Linked DNA regions of Homo sapiens: region 2 is linked to region 1. Evidence: chromatin contacts called from ENCODE Hi-C or POLR2A ChIA-PET data. All regions are on one chromosome and are shown on one strand. The core of a region is the stretch at or near the end of the contact, and the rest is flanking DNA. Distances in the headings are between cores, read along the strand shown.

Region 1 (3,037 bases), core at 291-2,790:
AGGCATGGAAGAGTTTTCTTAGTTTGATTATGTCTTTTGGAATTGAATGGGCAAATAGAATTTCTTTGAAAGATGTCTCTATTTCTGCCTGGAGGACTCTGTAATTTGGACGTTGTGAGAAGAGCCTATCTTTATTTTGAATTTGGAACCATTGACTCCCCTTTCTTTATGCTGTGAGTTATTTATATGCCAAGAAGCACAGTGGAGGCCTTTTCACCTTCTCATGACTTTAAGAAATACAGGAAAACAGCATTCTCTACAATCCATAATCCCTGAGTGTTGGCAACAAAAAAATGAAAGATATTCTAATGTAGGCGTCTGTGCAATGGTGATGGGTTATGGATGGTCAATGAGAACCTTGGCTGCCAGTCCTGGGAACTGATCTCAGCCTTCCCTGGGACCCTCTGGATGAGGGGATCCTCATTCACCTAACTGAGCAAACATCCCAAACATGCTCTGTTTGCCCATTTATTCATTCCATTCATTAATGTACTCATTGATTCCATTTGGTTCACTTCAGCTACTGATCACCTAATGTTATATGCCAGGCCGTGTGCATGGCTGTAATTATAGAGCTGTGACTAAGACCTTCCTTCCTTCCTGTTCAGTCAGGGTTCAGTAGCAGTAGTGAGAAGTTATTCTCGCTTTTCTAAACAGAAATGGATTTAATACAGTGAACTAGGTGTTTACATCATGATTGGAAGGGTGCAGGAGTAGGCTCTAGGCTGACCTTTGGCAATGATAACTAAAACAAGACTGTGAAAATGGCCCATAAGTAATTGTTTTCATTTTCCTTTTAATTCAACTCTTTTGAGCTCCCCTTGCCCTTTGCTCCCAACTTCTCTGTCCCAGATCTTAGGCTCTCTCCTTATGGGAAGAGCTGTTTCAAAGCATTTATGGATTGTAAAGTGTGAATAAGGGTGTTGTTAATAATAACTGTCACTTGCTGACTGTTTATTGTGTGCCCAGCTGTCTGCTAAGTCCTTTACCTGTGTTATTTCAATCCTCACATCTGTTGGGTAGTTAATATTATCTCTACATTGCAGAGAAGGAACCTGAAGCTAATAAAAGTTAAATGACTTGCCTAGGATAATTCAGCTAATAAGTAACATTTGAATTCAGGGAGTGTCTCTGTCCAGAGGTACTTGCAGTTTAAAAGACAAGCTGGGCCAAAGAAGATACACAAATGACCAATAAGCAAATGAAAAGATGCTCAGCATCATTAGCCATCAAGGAAATGCAAAACAAAACCGTAATGAAATACTACTTTACACACCCTAGGATGTTTATATTAAAAAGGACAGATACTTTAGAAGTGCTGGTGAGGGCGTAGAGAAGTGGGAACACTGATGCACTGCTGGTAGAAGTGTAAAATGGTGGAGCCACCTTGGAAGCCAGCTGCACGTTCTCAAAAGGTTAAACGTAAAGTTACCATATGAGTCATGAATTCCATTCCTAGGTATATACCCAAGAGAAGTGAAACCATGTCCACCTACACAAAAACTTGTACGCAATTCATAGCTACATGATTCATAATATCCTCAAAGTGAAAACCCAAAGTCCGTCAACTGATGGGTGGATAAATAAAATGTGGTGTGTCTATATAATGGAATATTATCTGGCCATAGGAAGGAATGAAGTACTGGTACATGCTACAACAAGAACGCAACAATGAACCTTGTAAACATTATGCTAAATGAAAGATGCCAGTCACAAAAGATGACCTAGTGTCTAAGCCTATTTATATGGAATGTCCAGAATAGGGAAATCCAGAGAGATAGAAAGTGGATTTATGGCTGCCTAGGGCTGGAGCTGGGGTGATCGCTAGAGAGTATGGGACTTCCATTTAGGGCAATGAAATGTTTTAAATTTGATTGGGGTGATGATCGTATAACTCTCAGTATACTAAAAGCCATTGCATTGTATACTTTATTTTTATTATATTTTGAGACAAGGTCTGGCTCTTCTGCCTAGGCCGGAGTGCACTGTGTGATTTCCACTCACTGCAACCTCCACCTCCTGGGTCAAACCATCCTCCCACCTCAGCCTCTTGAGTAGCTGAGACTATAGGCGTGCACCACCATACCCAGCTAATTTTTTTGTATTTTTTGTAGAGATGGGGTTTTGCTATGTTGTCCAGGCTGGGCTTGAACTCATGAGCTCAAGCTATCTTCCGGCCTTGGCCTCCCAAAATGCTGGGATTACAGGCGTGAGCCACCATGCCCAGCTACACTGTACACTTTAAGTGAATTGTTTGACATGTGAATTCTATCTCAATAAAGCTGTTCCTTCCCACCCCCGAAAAAAGAGAAAAGACATATTGGGAAGGATAATGCTTACCTAAATAAATGAGTTGCTAGTGGTGGAATTTAGAGGAGAAAGGATAAACCCCCATGCAGTTTTCTCAAACTTTTGGCTTATATTAGTTTGTCTTCACTATAGTAAAGTGAAAAAATGGATTTAATTTAGCACAAAATTAAATATTGAGCTCTCAGCCTATTGTCTGGCTGGTGAGCCTAGAGCTGATTTATTTTTTCTTCAGCTCTCTGCTTTCCTAGACAGCTTTTTTCCATTTTTCTCTAAGGAGTATATATTATTTTTTATAAGTAGGGAACCAAAAATGTTTCATAAAATATGTATCCCATTGGGTCATACAAAAAGAACATCATGGCTGGGTGCAGTGGCTCATGCCTGTAATCCCAGCACTTCGGGAGGTCGAGGCAGGCGGATCACCTGAGGTCAGGAGTTCGAGACCAGCCTGGCCAACATGGGGTGAAACCCTGTCTCTACTAAAAATAAAAAAATTAGCTGGCTGTGGTGGCGGGCGCCTATAATCCCAGCTACTAGGGAGGCTGAGCAGGAGAATCATTTGAACCTGGGAGGTGGAGGTTACAATGAGCTGAGATCGCGCCACTGCACTCCAGCCTGGGTGACAGTGAGACTCTGTCTCAAAAAAAAAAAAAAATAAAAAATCATGACTTCCACATGTTATGCCACTTGAGGTAGTTAGAGATTTTCTGTCCTAGAAAAAAGATTT
Region 2 (2,512 bases), core at 13-2,512, 370 kb before region 1:
TTTCCATGTTCATCCTAATTAGGAGAGTGACATTATTTGAGATTTCATTTCTAATTCTAAATTTCCAGAATTTTAATTTTTGACCCTATTAGCTGAAGAAGATTTGTTGAAATATTTGTTCAACATTTGTTGAACTTATTCAAGTTTCAAAAAACAAAAACATTCCTTAAAGCATCTATCTCATCAATTCTTTAACTTTCCCATAGGGAAAGTCCACAATCTCCCTCAAACAAAATTCACTATCAGAAATATTTGCATTTAACCTCCCCTATTTTTAAACCAAGGTAATATCTTTTAGTGTTCATATTCGTCCACGGATTTAACAGAGCCTTAGTAGCAGGCTTAAATGGTAGCACTAGCTTATTCAATTGCATAAAATGTACATTATTCAATTTAGAAGTTTAGCAGACATAGAATTTCAAGAGGTTCTGTCTCTCAAAAATCATAATGGTTCCCGTTCATTCTCATTCCCTCATATTCTCTCTCTCTCTCTCCTTCTTTCCCTCCCTCTCCCAGCCATTTGATACTGTAAAATAACTGTCATCTAAGACCGTTGCAAACACCAACCACAATAACCATATTTGCTCACTGAGTTGCCACTTAGCAGGTGCAACAAGGAAATACTGTTTCTCATCTCCTAAAACCAAAAGGGTTCATCTCGTACCTAATTTGTCACTTAAGTGAAAAGCATATCACGACTTACACTAACTTTCTCCTAAGTGTCAGAGGTTGCTGGCTTAACCAGACCGGAGAAGAGCAGGATCCCCGGGCCTAGCTTTGCTGAGCGGCACAGGGGAGCATCGCCTGGAATTGGTGGGTGTCCCTCCTCACTAGTGGGCACCCCCTTGCCCATCGACCTGCCCAAACCCGAAGGGACCCCGCCAGGGTCTCGGTTTGGCACCTACCCTCTCCTGCTCCCCGCCAAGAGCCAGCCACCCTCCTCGACCCCGAAGAAAGCTCGGGTGCCCAGCTGCGAGTGGAGCAGAGGGAACCCAGCGCCTCCGGCTCGCGCTGGGAGCCCCCTCCCCGCCGGTGCCCCGCCCACAGCACGGCCCCCACCATCCTCTCTGCTCTGGCAAGGCAGGCGAAGACCGGAGCCTTATCTCCGGACTCCCCCACCCCTAATCTCCCGCCGCGCTGCTCCGCACCTACCGCGCGGCCACCGGCCTTACCTGGCCGGGTCTCGGCGAGCGAGGCTGCGCCTGGTGCTTGCGTCCAGCGCACAAACCTGTCCTCCAGCCCCCGGCCCACCGCTCCGCTCTGCCCCTCCTCCCGCCGCGCGCGCCCGCCTCCTGGCTGCCATGGCGACAGTTCCCACACTCTGCGGCCGCTGATTGGTCCGGTTCGCGATTGCTGACGACGCCGATTGGCGGGAGCAGGGACAAGGCCGCGCCGGGGAGCCTGGAGGCGGGCGGTGAGGAGGGCCGAAGCTGTGGAGCCTGGTGGGAGGCTGAGCCAGGAGGGACGTGGCGCTCTGAGATGCGGGCTCAGGAGGCCGCGCCTCTTCCTTCCCTAGCTTACCCGGAGAATCCTGTGGAGCAGGACTCGGGCGGGTGAGGTGCCGTCCTGAGACCCGGGCAGAGCCCCAGGGATCGCCTCTCCCTTGGCCTCTGGCCTGCGCCTGCAGCGCCCACGCAGGTCGGAGAATGGCTGTCAGGCCTATTCTCGCCCACAGGCCTCGCTCGGCTCTGACACCCCCGTCCTCCGCCTTGGCGGGAATCTTAACGGCATTTGTAACCGCACCCACCCCCGTTGTGCTGGGCCCTCGGTCACTGTGGTTTAACTGTATTTACCCACCTTCTCTCTTGCCCATTCGCAGACAGCTCTTTCCTCTGCATCCTGCCCCAGAGAACAGACATCTATTCCAAACCCCTCATTTTAAAGATGGGGAAACTGAGGCTCAAAGATGCACATGGGTAGCTTGAGCCTTCCAGAAGCTTTTGGAGCCACAGGCTGTTTACGAAGTTTCATCCTGCCGATTAGTTTTTTTCACCTGAAAAATTGGTATCATATCTACCTTAGGGTTATTCACGAAGATTGAATGAGATAACATTGCCAGGAAAACAGTACAGACTAGGCATGGTGACTCACCCTGTAATGCCAGCACTTTGGGAGGCCAAGGCAGGAGGATGGCTTGAGCTCAAAAATTTGAGACCAATCTGGACAACAGTGAGATCCTATCTCTACAAGAATATTTTTTACTTTTTTATCTTTAACACAATGATGTTTCAGTCTGAAGAAAATACTTAAAAATTTGCCAGGTGCTGTGTCGCACATCTGTAGTCCCAGCTACTCAGGAGGCGGAGGCAGAGGCGGGAGGATCACTTGAGCTCAGAAGGCCGAGGCTGCAGTGAACCATGATCATTGTGCCACAGAGTGAGACCCTGTCTCAAAAAAACAAACAAACAAAAACACACAGTACAGAATCTGCCACATAGTATGTTAGCAATGAAAGCTTCTGTTATCAGGAAGTACTACCAGCCAGATTGCCTCTGTTGCACAACTGGACTCT

Evidence for each region. Hi-C counts contacts between places; a loop is a spot of excess contacts on that map. ChIA-PET counts read pairs that join two places held with the same protein, here RNA polymerase II (POLR2A). Pooled maps may share reads with other maps.
Region 2: a pooled map shows a loop between it and region 1 (8-fold over the local background). The contact joins the promoter of NUCB2 here to the enhancer-like site in region 1. A Hi-C loop is called at or near these places in 3 of 37 single-sample maps with no recorded cell type and 13 of 50 pooled maps. POLR2A ChIA-PET finds 5 or more read pairs at or near these places in 1 of 52 experiments (activated naive CD4-positive, alpha-beta T cell).

What each region holds. Positions count from the first base shown.
Region 1 is chr11:16,900,779-16,903,815 of GRCh38, reverse strand. All of the region lies in intron 3 of PLEKHA7 (pleckstrin homology domain containing A7), which reads left to right. Among named protein-coding and RNA genes, the nearest start is that of SNORD147, 24 kb to the left of the region's middle. Within about 2 kb of position 1,540, at least 7 of the 41 ENCODE cell types and tissues checked have a DNase peak (open chromatin) inside an H3K27ac peak, as active enhancers do.
Region 2 is chr11:17,275,489-17,278,000 of GRCh38, reverse strand. It overlaps NUCB2 (nucleobindin 2), which reads right to left and starts at 1,262. Exons shown (of 14, transcript NM_005013.4): 1 at 1,173-1,262. RefSeq lists a silencer at 999-1,428 and an enhancer at 1,619-1,708.